2 separate regions of the Homo sapiens genome follow, and region 2 is linked to region 1. The links are chromatin contacts, found by Hi-C or POLR2A ChIA-PET in ENCODE. All regions are on one chromosome and are shown on one strand. The core of a region is the stretch at or near the end of the contact, and the rest is flanking DNA. Distances in the headings are between cores, read along the strand shown. Region 1 overlaps YPEL2 (yippee like 2). Region 2 overlaps LINC01476 (long intergenic non-protein coding RNA 1476).

Region 1 (6,263 bases), core at 1,079-3,578:
ATTTAATGATCAGACTTTCAAATTCCCTTCCTGTTGACCTACACAAACTGGGCCCTTTTAGAGTCCTTTTAGGAGTCTCAGTCACAAGGTATCAGAAGTGTTTTGGGGGAACTAAGCCACTTTCAGGGATGGGCCTAGGGAATGGGACAGAGAGAGATCCTATAAGATCTGTTGCCTCATGGTGTCGTGTTGCCTGATGTTCAAGGGAAAGGATGCCGGCTTTGGAGCCTGAGAGGGCCTGGAGCCAGCCCTCACTAGCTGTATAAACCTTGGGCCAGTCACTTCATCCTTCCGAGCCTCAGGGTTCTCTACAGAAAGGAGGAACATATTGCCGATTCAATAACGCCCTATTCCAGAGGGACGTGGTGAAGATGAAATGATTGTGTGTATAGTAAGTACCAAATGTGGCTCATAAAAAGCATTTAATAAACGTGTGCTTCCCTTCACACCAGCACAGGCTTTCAGGATTTAAAATGGGAGCTGCAAAACTAGTCTGGAAGGGCCAGGCTGTTCAGCCTGAGCACCCCAGATTCTTCCAAATCCCCCTACGGCTTAGACCCCATAAGCTCCTCTCCCACACCTCTTCCAACTGTCCTAAGAGCTTCAAATGGGGCTTTGGCAGTGTGCTGTTCTCTGCTGAACCAGGAGCAGGATAAACCTCTCCAGTCTGTGGCATGGGGTTAGAACAGCAGATGCCAAGGTAAACATGCAGCCAGTGGGAAAGCAGATGCTGCCAGCTCTCAGCATCCTGCAGAGAGGGAGTGAGGCATGGGAAGTATGCCTCGTCCAGAAGGATGGAGTGGGGGATGCCCATGATCAGATATCCCCATCCTCTACAGAAGAGAGGCCAACATGCCATCCTCACCAGGTCTGTTCAGGGAGTCTAGCTTCTGAGTTAGACACTGACGGTGGTGCCAGGATGCAAGGGCAGTCAGCCATTAAGAGCTGGGCCCTCTGCAGTTCAAATATAAGCCAGAACCTTTAGGAGGGCTGAAATATTGGAGCTCAAATGTCTCTCAAAGCCATCGGGCCCTTGAAAACAACTGTTAGAGTTAAAAAGGATAATATAAATTAATATGCCTAGGAAGAACAAATATCAATTTCCTGATTTATGTTTCAATTTGCATTCCTGATCCCAAAGCCAAATGGGCACTGGCCAATGAAAATGTTCTTATACTTCAAAGGTTGTCTATGAAGTCAGTGGGCAAAACCTACCGACTCCCAAAGTAAGACTTCCTTTGTAACCAATCTAGGCAAAAAGGCCTGAGAAAGCCACCCTCCACAATGGAAGCCACATGCTACAGAAGGGATTGCTTTCAAAATATTTTCTTTCTTTCCTTTTTCTTTGTTTTTTTTTTTTTTTTTTTTTTTTTTGAGACAGTGTGTTGCTCTTGTCACTCAGGTTGGAGTGCAGTGGTGCCATCTCTGCTCACTGCAACTTCTGCCTCCCAGGTTCAAGTGATTTTCCTGCCTCAGCCTCCCAAGCAGCTGGGAGTACAGGCGCCCACCACCACGCCTGACTATTTTCTAATAAGCAATCACTACAGTGAAATTAGAGTTTGTAAATGAGACTGAGGTGGCTCATAAAAATGAGTTAGAAATTATGAAATAACAGTCATGGCTCACACTCATATGATGACTACCATGTACTAGGGCAGGATTCAAACAGTAACTCAAAGTGAAGTAACTTAATCCTCTCAACAAAAAACAACGAAAACCAGGTGGGTATAATCATTCTTCCCACCTTACAGATGAGAAAAGTACGGAGAAGAGAGGCTAGGAAATATGCCTAAGGTCAAACTATCTGGCCGGACATGGTGGCTCACACCTGTAATCCCAGCACTTTGGGAGGCCAAGGCAGGTGGATCACCTGAGGTCAGGAGTTCCAGACCAGTCTGCCAAAATGGTGAAACCCCGTCTCTATCAAAAATACAAAAATTAGCCGGATGTGGTGGCGGGTGCCTGTAATCCAGCTACTAGGGAGGTTGAGGCAGGAGAATCACTTGAACCTGGGAGGCAGAGATTGCAGTGAGCCCAGATCACGCTATTGCATGCCAGCCTGGGCGACAGAGAGAGACTCCATCTCAAAACAACAACAACAACAAACCCACAATCAATAAATGATGACAGAGGTCCAGGCAGTCTGGCTCTAAAGTCTAGGGAAGAATGAAGATGGGGTCATGAAGGTGTCATCCCAATGACTTCCTAAAAAGAAGGGAGCCTAAACAGAATGAGACTAAAACTGACAGGTATATAGGATGTCAGAATATGCAAAACACTTTCACATGTGAACTGATAAAACCTCCAAGACAGAGGAGGAAACTGAAGCCTAGAGCTGTTAAACTTCCCCAGTTTCACACAGCTTGTAAGTCAAGGTCAGAACTTTAAACCCACAGCTTTTGACTCTAAGTCCCAAAATTTTTCTAGAGGGTATTCACTGGAAAAGTCTGTCTCTCTGATGAAGGAGGATGGCTCACTCTGTTAGAACTTATGAAAATCTCTTAGGCTATTCAAATTTCTCTGCTCTGATTCCATATTGACTTAGCAATCGCCTAAATTTAATTCTCTCGCTCAAGTGGGTTTACCTTCAACAAAGACAACATACAGTCCAAGCTTTCAGGATTATCTGCTCCACTGTAAATTAATGAATTAGAATTGCAGTTTCCAAATTAATTTCCTGTGAGTTGTGTTACTGTGAATCACTTCACCAGAGCTTGATCACTCGAGTGAACGGATAATATTAAATTTGTAGACCTGCAATGCTTAAGGCTGTCTGAGGACCACCGAGGGAACACCCTCTGAGTCCCAGCCTAAAAACAGCTTTTTCATCTCAAGACTGAATGAATGATTCTAATTTAAAATCTCTTGGAAACAAATAAGTAAAAGCTAAGAAACTCTAAATCCCTTCTTGCTTTGGCACCTGGACCACATAGCAAAGAACTAGCAAAGAATACTGAAGAATGCTTCAGGAGTTGCAAAGAGAAATATTTAAGTAATTACAGGCCACTGGAATCTCATGCAGTGGGCTGTAGTTTGGGTACAGTGAAGGATCTCAAAGGAAAACATACATACATGACTTTATCCAGTTTTAAATACACTCACAGACACTGGGATTTGAAAGACCCCTCCCTATGCGCAAAGGTCAACCATGCACCTGAAGCATGGCTCTCCCCCACATTTCTACCAAACCTCTCCTTGAATACTTTCAGGGGCAGAGAACTCACTACCTCCAGAGGAAGCCCATTCTACTGCCAATCACTCTGACAATGCCAAAATTCCTTATGTGAGCTGAGCTCTTTCTCCTTAGAGCTTCCTGATTCCTCCATCTTTAGATCCTTGGCACTGTAACACTTCAGGTCATAGATTTAAAGCTCTTATCTCTCCCACATCAGGTTTTCCTTCTATGGGCTAAACTTCTCCCAGTTTAGTAGCTTGGTAGAATGAAGAATTATGTAGTTGGATAAACTGACTAGGTTCAGTTCCCAGTTCTAGCACTTCCTCTGCCACGTACTCTTGGTTTGTTCGGCTTTCGGGTCAAAAGTTCCTCATCTGTGAAATGGGATAACAATATCCACCTTCTTCCTACCGGTCCCTTCAAATTTTCCCTATGTGGCCTGGTCTGACCATGTTCACTATTGTTTTCTACACCTTTTTCATTTCATACTAAAAGGTGTTCCCTAGACACTTCCTACACTTTCCTTCTAATGTTAATCAAAGCACCAGGCCTTACTGAAACAATTAATTGGGCTTCAGGTTACATGCACAAACCGAAGTACATTGTGACTGTCCCTGCTGTGGCAGTTGTCCAACATCAGACTTTCCTCTGGTGAGCGCCATTAGCATATATCCACCTTCAGCCTCTCTATTCCAACCCTCTGGGACTGGATTCAAGAGTAGAGTTATGTGAAACAGTATCAAGGAAGAGACAGTGTTACTTGAAAGGGTCATGGTGGTAAGAATTATGGTGGGGACTGAAGAACTCCTAGCCAAAGAGCCTTATGAAAGAGACATGGGCATATAATTATTAGAAGGATTTGAGCATAGGGTGCTTGCCAAAATGCAAGAGCACACACTGATGCTTCTTGGTATTCCCTCTAGAAATGGAACATAACTGGGTCAGAATAACCAGACTACCCACTCCAACCCTGCCAGGCAAGGCTAGATCATCTGCCTTCAACTAGGATGGTGTCCTTAGCTAGAACCCCGATACTCTGAACTGGGATTGCATCATCTGTGAAATGAAGGGATTGAGCAAGGTCTCTTACAAGGGTGAACATTCTGTGAGTCCATATTCTCAAGAGAATAGATGCCTCGCATATTAAATGAACATTTCTGACTCAGACTTCTCTTGTGTTTTCAAACTTCCTGTTTATCTGCGTAAAAAGCAAGTCTTTTCTGCTCATCAGATGACCGACCTTATCTGATAATTCCTTAAGACTCCCATCCTTAGACATAGAAACATAAATCCCTTCCACTTATTTGGGTGCTCAATCTTTCTTGGCCAACGCAAGTGCCTGACTTACTGTGAAATATCAAGCATTGGAAAATCATCTCCTGAGCAAAACAGCTTTGAGTCCCACTAAAGCGATCTCTGATGGTAAAAAAAATTACAGGGAAACCCAAGTGTCCAACAAGAAGGGAGTGACTCAGAATGTTGTGATAGGGCCACATGAAGAAATATTGTGTCTCCATGATGATCAATCAACAAATATCTAATGAGCAGCCATGTCCGGAGCCTTGCTGGGCACCGCAGAGAGTATATAGCTAGTCCATCTAGCCACCTAGAAAACGGGACTAAAATACATTAAGTCTAAAGCAGTATAAATCGCGGCAATAAATTATGGCTGTTAAAGGAGTTCAGAGAAGATGGATGGGACAGGAGGAGATGAGAGCGCTGTAGGAGGGCTGATCACAGCAGAGGGCTTTCATGAAGAGGAAGTAAGGTCAAAGAGGCTGTGAGGCCTTGAAAGCCAGCAGAAGCCCCCGGCAACCTACTCCACCTATCATGATTAAGCAGCTGGAAGTGCATCTGTTTTGCTGCTAAGGACTCCTCAGTACAGTCCAGCTACATCCCCATCTCTTTCCTACGGAGAATAACAACTCGAGGAGAAATCAATGGTGGCCCTGAGATGTTTGCAACATATAATAATAAAAATAGGCTGGGCACAGCAGCTCACGCCTGTAATCCCAGCACTTTGGGAGGCTGAGGCAGGTGGATCACGAGGTCAGTTCAAGACCAGCCTGGCCAACACGGTGAAACCCTGTCTCTACTAAAAATACAAATTACCTGTGTGTGGTGGCACACGCCTGTAATCCCAGCTACTCAGGAGGCTGAGGCAGGAGAATCACTTGAGCCTGGGAGGCAGAGGTTGCAGTGAGCCGAGACCATGCCATTGCACTCCAGACTGGGCAACAGAGCCCATGTCAAAAAATTAAAATAATAATAACAACACTACACTGTATGTCCCATGTTCTGATACTGCCTCGGGGCATTGTCATAAGCACTATTTACTTTAACTTCTCACAACCACCTTGGGTATGAGGAAAGGCAACAGTGGATGGGGACAGAGTCAGTCCTAGGACACACATCTTACAAGGCTCCTGCCTCTCTTAGGCATCTGCTTTGTGTGGTGAGCATTGTCTATTGTGCCCACATCTAAACACAGGGCATTCTTATCACTCTTCAATGCACAAATATTTCCTTACTGAAGGGAGCGGAGAGGGTGTGGGATCCTTAGCAGCACTGGGCAGTAAATCTGAAAGCAGAACTTGTTAGTTTCTAAACAAGGACCAGCCGGTTAGACCACAGAGTGGGTGTTTCCATGCAAATTCCAGCACTTTCATGTTGCTCCATGAACTGAGCCCAGCCAGGACAGCAAGCCATGCTTTTTGTATTTTACTTTTTTGCAACCAGCTAAGGAGTCTTTGATTGGGCCTAGAGAGGGACTCAATTAGCATCATGGAAACAGAGGAGATTTCAGAAAGGAAAGGTCAGCCACAAGCCTAGCATTTGCTATCAGCCATCTGCCAAGCAGGAAGTGCTACTCAGATCTATTTTTAATCATCTTCCCCAGGCTAGGGCTTCTGGGAAAATTCAGAGGCCAGGGTTATTCCAAGACAAACATTTAATTGCTACCTTTCTGTACACATTTTAAAACAGCCTCTGGACACTCAAGACCAACTTATACACAGAGGCCCAGTTTCTGGGTTCTGTCACTCTGGTACCTACATCCAAGGTTATCTTTGGAAGCCATGATGGGGGA
Region 2 (6,060 bases), core at 1,924-4,423, 150 kb before region 1:
CTGCCTGGTACGATTTGTATAAAACAACTTATATTTGGGCCGGGCACGGTGGCTCACACCTGTAATCTTGGCACTTTGGGTGGCTGAGGTGGTTGGATCACTTGAAGTCAGGAGTTTGAGACCAGCCTGGTCAACATGGCAAAACCCCATCTCTACTAAAAATACAAAAATTAGCCAGGCATGGTGGTGCACGCCTGTAATCCCAGCTACTTGGAAGGCTGAGGCAGGAGAATTGCTGGAACCCAGGAGGCGGAGGTTGCAATGAGCTGAGATAGTACCAGTGCACTCCAGCCTGGGCAACAGAGCAAGACTCTGTCTTGAAAAAACAAACAAACAAAAAACAAAAACCGCTTATATTTGGAGAGTAAAAAAAAACCACAAAACAAAACAAAAAACAAGACTTTATTGCAGAGCTGCCCAACAGGTATGCCACAAGCGAGTTATAAATGTCCTGAGGTATGGACCCCTTCCCTCGGGTCAATAAGGTGAAAGTACATGTGTAACAACCAGCTCTCCAGGAAAAAAAGGCTTGATTTGTAGCATTTGTTAATTTCATCTTACTTTTTAGAGATAGAGTCTTACTATGTTGCCCAGGCTGGCCTCAAACTCCTGGGCTCAAGTGATCCTCCTGCCTCAGCCTCCCAAAGCGCTGGGATTATAGACGTGAGCCGTTGGGCCCAGCTTGTATTCGATAATTGTTTTATTTCCGTGGTGTAAGTACTCCTACCATGGACAATTTCAGACTACCAGCAAGCTGTCATTAAGTGCAAATTGGGGAAGATATATACACATTTGGCTCTTGGGATCTGGTAGGAGCTGGCTCGAGCACATTTCTGAACACTTTAAACTCTTGGGAGTTCTGGTGGATGTCTCAGGTGCGCAGTGCCTGCCCTGGGTTATTGCCTTCTGCTGAGAGCAGTCTTGTCAATTTACCCCAATGTGCTGTTCAACTACTATCATTCATATATATATATTCTTCTCATGACATGAGAAAGGCTGGGAAGCCCTGCTCCATCGGATTTTTGTTTTTTGTTTTTTGTTTTTGAGACAGAGTCTCGCTCTGTCACCCAGGCTGGAGTGTAGTGGCACAATCTTGGCTCACTGCAACCTCCATCTCCTGGGTTCAAGTGATTCTCCTGCCTCAGCCTCCCAAGTAGCTGGGATTACAGGCATGTGCCACCACGCTTGGCTAATTTTTGTATTTTTAGTAGAGACAGGGTTTTGCCATGTTGGCCTTGCTCGTCTCAAACTCCTGACCTCAGGTGATCAGTCTGCCTCAACCTCCCAAAGTACTGGGATTACAGGCATGAGCCACCGCACCTGGCCGGATTTGTTTATTTCTAAAATATTGTGTGTTTGTATCTGTCTCCACACATGCAACTCAATTCACTAAAATATATTAATATTTTCTTATAAGTGTATAGATGATATTACTTTTGTGGCCATACAAGAAGTTTCTTGAAGTTCGAAAAACAATTCATACAGAATATTCGACAACCCTGTTTTTCTGGATAAAACTTGAAACCGTGGAGAAACAAAACACTATCCTACCCTCAGAGAGCACACAGTCTAGGAAAAATGATTCCATTTGAAATAACTCAAATACATTTTAAGCTCAGTAGGTTTATTAATATTAGGCAACAATAAACGATGCTTAATATTCTTCATTTTATCCTTTAAAAATTTTGGCATTTCTATTTATCGTTATTAAATAATATACATTAAAAATTGGAGAGGGAAAATGTCTTTTAACCTCACTGAATAAAAGAAAATAATTGAAACTTTAATTTTCATTTTAAAAGTAATTACATGCAGTGATAGCCTAATTTTGATGGCATGGTAGTTAACAGACAGCTGCTTTTATTTTAAATGGAATTGCATTTTTAACAGAAACTACTCTCAGTGTTTGCTTTCATCTTCTGAATAGGAAAGCCAATTTGAGGGTTGAATATTTGGTGAGTTTGATGGAGCCAATTAAGATAATTCAGGTCAATAAAAAAATAATTTAATATGTTTCTCACTTAGCTGACTCATAAAGTTGACAATAACTCCTATCTACAATAGCTATACCAAAAAAGTCCACGATAAATTCAGCCTTCTTCTTAAAGGAAAAGCAGAATACTGTAAATTTTATTCAGAACTTATATTTTTAAACTTCATTAATTGTACACAATAAATTGAAGTGACGATATTTATATAATATAGATTTCAAGATTATCTTCTCAGCACGTATGAAGATTTATTATGATGTTTTCATTATAGCTATGCACCTACTTACATTAAAAATTAATGTATCACAGCAGTGTCTTTCAGGCAGTAGTTAAAATAAAGAGAAATTCTCCACTAGATAGGATAAATACTAACAAGAGGTTGCTGCAAACCCCAAAGTGCAATTTTTTTTTTTTTGAGATGGAGTCTTCCTCTGTTGCCCAGGCTGGAGTGAAGTGGCGTGATCTCGGCTCACTGCAACCTCTGCCTCCCAGGTTCAAGTGATTCTCCTGCCTCAACCTCCCAAGTAGCTGGGACTACAGGTGCACACCACCACGCCCGGCTAGTTTGTATTTTTAGTAGAGAAAGGGTTTCACCATGTTGGCCAGGATGGTCTCGATCTCTTGACCTCGTGATCCACCTGCCTCAGCCTCCCAAAGTGCTGGGATTACAGGCATGAGCCAATGCACCCGGCCTGATGATTGGGTGTCTTAATTTTTACCTGGGAGGCTAGAGTCACTCGTGTGACTACATCAGGGTGGCTATTTGGTTATTTTCGTGATTGTTTAATGTCTTTGTCTGTGTTCATGTTCAGATTGAGTAAGTTGCAATCTTGTTATTGTCTTGTTCCACCATGGTTACGGAGGGACCTTGTCTGATTATTGTTGTTATTCTGTGAAAACTGCTTATCTTGCGTGAGGGAACGCTAGATAGCCGCCAGCTGCAGGCTGTCAGGGTCATCCTGTTGTGTATCACATTCTCAACCCGCTATTAAGCTTGGACTCTGACATGTGCTTGTTTCCACATAGGACTTTACGAAACCCAGGTCACAACGTGTGACCAAGAGTTGGGAAGAGGGATAGTCCCCCTGTTTCTGTAGAGTTTCCATGCAATGACTGAGAGTTTGCTGCTTCAGGAATGCTCTGGGCCTGATGGCAGCATCCTCTTCAGGGCTGGGGTCGGGGGTGAGAGGGAGCTGCTGCCCTCCAGTGGCTGTCTAGGAAATTACATCAGTGACTCTTCCCCCAAATCATGCTTAGATTTTCTGGGAACTTCCCCGAACGTGGCAAGGCAGAGCAGAAGGAAAGAAGATTCGCCTGGGAGTAAAAGCCAGCAACTTTTGGGTATTACTGTTAATATGGCCCCATGAGTACTCTCAACTTGGTGAAGCCTGGAAAAATGGAGATTATGTGACTTGTAGGTTTTTGATAATTATATATTGTGTTGCTTTTATAATCAAAGAAGGTATCTGTTGAAGATAGAAGAATAAGAACTTAAATATTTGTGGCCAGGCACGGAGGCCCATGCCTGTAATCCCAGCACTTCTGGAGTCCAAGGTGGGAGGATCGCTTGAGGCTGGGAGTTTCAGACCAGCCTGGGCAACAAAGCAAAACCCCACCTCTAAGGAAATTCTTTTTTAAAAATTAGATGGACATGGTGGTGCATATCTGTAGTCCTAGCTACTTGGTAGGCTGAGGCAGAAGGATCTCTTAAACCCAGGAGTTCAAGGCTGTAGTGAGCTATGATCATACCACGGGACTTCAGCCTGGATGACCGAGCAAGACCTTGTCTCTCTATAAAAGGACCATGCAACTTAGAAATACAGCATAATTAAAGATAAGAGGGTTAGAAAAGTTTTTACTATCAAGGGTTACATAAATAAAGATTAAAATTTCACTTAAGTTGGAGAGGATGCTGAGAAATTGGAATCATTGTGCATTGCTGATGGGAATGTAAAAATGTGAAGCTGCTGTGGAAAACTATGTCAGTTCCTCAAAAAATTAAACACAGGATTATCATATGATCCAGCAATTTCACTTCTAGGTATATGGCCAAAAAAATTGGGAGCAGGGATTCAAACCGACATCTATGTTCATGGAGGCATTATTCACTGTAGCCAAAAAGTGGAAATAATCAAAATGTCCATCGACAGATGAATGGATAAATAAAATGTGGTATATCTATCTATTCAATGGAATATTATTCTGCCTTTTCAGAGGAAGAAAATTCTGGTACTTACTACAACATGGATGAGTCTTGAAGACATTATGCTAAGTGAAATAAGCATAAGCAAAAGGACAAATAGTGTATGATTCCATTTATATGCGCTACCTAGCACGGTCGAATTCATAGAGACAGGAAGTAGAATGGTGGCTGTCAAGGGATGGGGAGGGGAGAATAGGGAGTTACTGATTAATGGGTATGGAGTTTCTATTTGGGAAAATGAAGGAAGTTCTGGAGATGGGTGGTGGTGACGGTTGCACAACAATGTAAGTGCACTTAATAACGCTGAAGTGTATACTTACAAATGATTAATATAGTAAATTGTATGTTTTGTATATTTTGCCACAATTAAAAAAACAAAAACAAAAAAACCCTGATTCTGAGCCCTAAGCCAAACCAATTGAGTTGGGGAGAACAAAGGGGGAACAAGGGGTCAGGGTCTGAGTGCAGGCTTTTTAAAAAACTTCTCAGCCAGGCACGGTGGCTCACGCCTGTAATCCCCGAATTTTGGGAGGCAGAAGTGGGTGAATCACCTGAGGTTAGGAGTTCAAGACCAGCCTGACTAACATGGAGAAACCCCATCTCTACTAAAAATACAAAATTAGCCAGGCGTGGTGGCACATGCCTGTAATCCCAGCTACTCAGGAGGCTGAGGCAGGAGAATTGCTTGAATCTCGGAGGTGGAGTTTGCAGTGAGCTGAGACTATGCCATTGCACTCCAGCCTGGGCAACAAGAGCAAGACTCTGTCTCAAAAAAAAAAAAAAAAAAAAAAAAAAAAAGCTTCTCAGGTAATCCTCCCATGCGTAACGAAAGTAGAGTACCCCTGACCCAGATGATGTCTAAGATCCTGTTTTGCTTCAGCCGTCCATGATTCCAAGTAAAATGACCCGACAAGACTGCCAACATTTTGCCCCAGTTTCATAAATACAAGTAGCAGCTTCCTTTGACAAATTGTCTGAATCCAAATTGCTAATGAACGTACACTGCTTTTTTAAAGCTATTTTTTCTGCATATTAATTTTACTTATTTTCCTAAAATGAATTGATCTTTTCCACAAAGTTTCATTTGACAGATGTACAAGTTTCCACTCAAATAAGACTTTTATATGCAACAACAGATTCTAACATAAGTTGTTCTTATAGAGAGAGGATACTGTATGTCTACATTCAGCAAGATGTTTCTTTGCCAAAGCTAATCTGTTTTGAAGCCTGGCATTTCTGTTTTACTTGTCACAAATATCCAAATATGTTTTTTACCCAAGGCTTTAGAGTAATACTTTAGAATAATTTTTTCTCAATAAATTATTGTAAAATAATTGATTAGTAAGCATTAAAAGTACTGAGAAAGTTTTCAATAATGAACATTTGAAGTGACATAACGGAAGAAAAACATGGGTTATTTTTCCAGAAGTTTAATTGTTTTATAAAATAGTTGTTTTGAAATATTTCATCGTCCTGATGCAATAATCACAGAATGTTGAGAAAGTCTACAAAATCAGGGCTAAGTCAAATTAAAGATGAAATGGAAAATATTTTTAAATGTTTCATACTAAAATGAGAGAAATGATGCATGTGAAATAAAAAGTAATAGCTTTCCATTCTAGGAGATTTTTTAAATGTACATAACATATGCATCTTTTTTTTTTTTTTTTGAGACGGAGTCTCGGTCTGTCGCCAAGGCTGGAGTGCAGTGACGCGATCTTGGCTCACTGCAACCTGCACCTCCCGGGTTCAAGCAATTCCCTGCCTCAGCCTCCCGAGTAGCTGGGATTACAGGTGCCCGCCACCACGCCCGGCTAATTTTTTGTATTTTTAGTAGAGGCAGGGTTTCACCATCTTGGCCAGGCT

Evidence for each region. Hi-C counts contacts between places; a loop is a spot of excess contacts on that map. ChIA-PET counts read pairs that join two places held with the same protein, here RNA polymerase II (POLR2A). Pooled maps may share reads with other maps.
Region 2: a pooled map shows a loop between it and region 1 (2.7-fold over the local background). The contact joins two enhancer-like sites. A Hi-C loop is called at or near these places in 2 of 50 pooled maps. POLR2A ChIA-PET finds 5 or more read pairs at or near these places in 2 of 52 experiments (H1 and endothelial cell of umbilical vein).

The regions. Positions count from the first base shown.
Region 1 is chr17:59,372,061-59,378,323 of GRCh38, reverse strand. The region is part of intron 2 of YPEL2 (yippee like 2); the gene reads right to left. Among named protein-coding and RNA genes, the nearest start is that of MIR4729, 9.1 kb to the right of the region's middle. RefSeq lists an enhancer at 1-284. Within about 2 kb of position 2,328, at least 8 of the 41 ENCODE cell types and tissues checked have a DNase peak (open chromatin) inside an H3K27ac peak, as active enhancers do.
Region 2 is chr17:59,518,809-59,524,868 of GRCh38, reverse strand. All of the region lies in intron 1 of LINC01476 (long intergenic non-protein coding RNA 1476), which reads left to right. Among named protein-coding and RNA genes, the nearest start is that of LINC01476, 5.0 kb to the left of the region's middle. Within about 2 kb of position 3,173, at least 5 of the 41 ENCODE cell types and tissues checked have a DNase peak (open chromatin) inside an H3K27ac peak, as active enhancers do.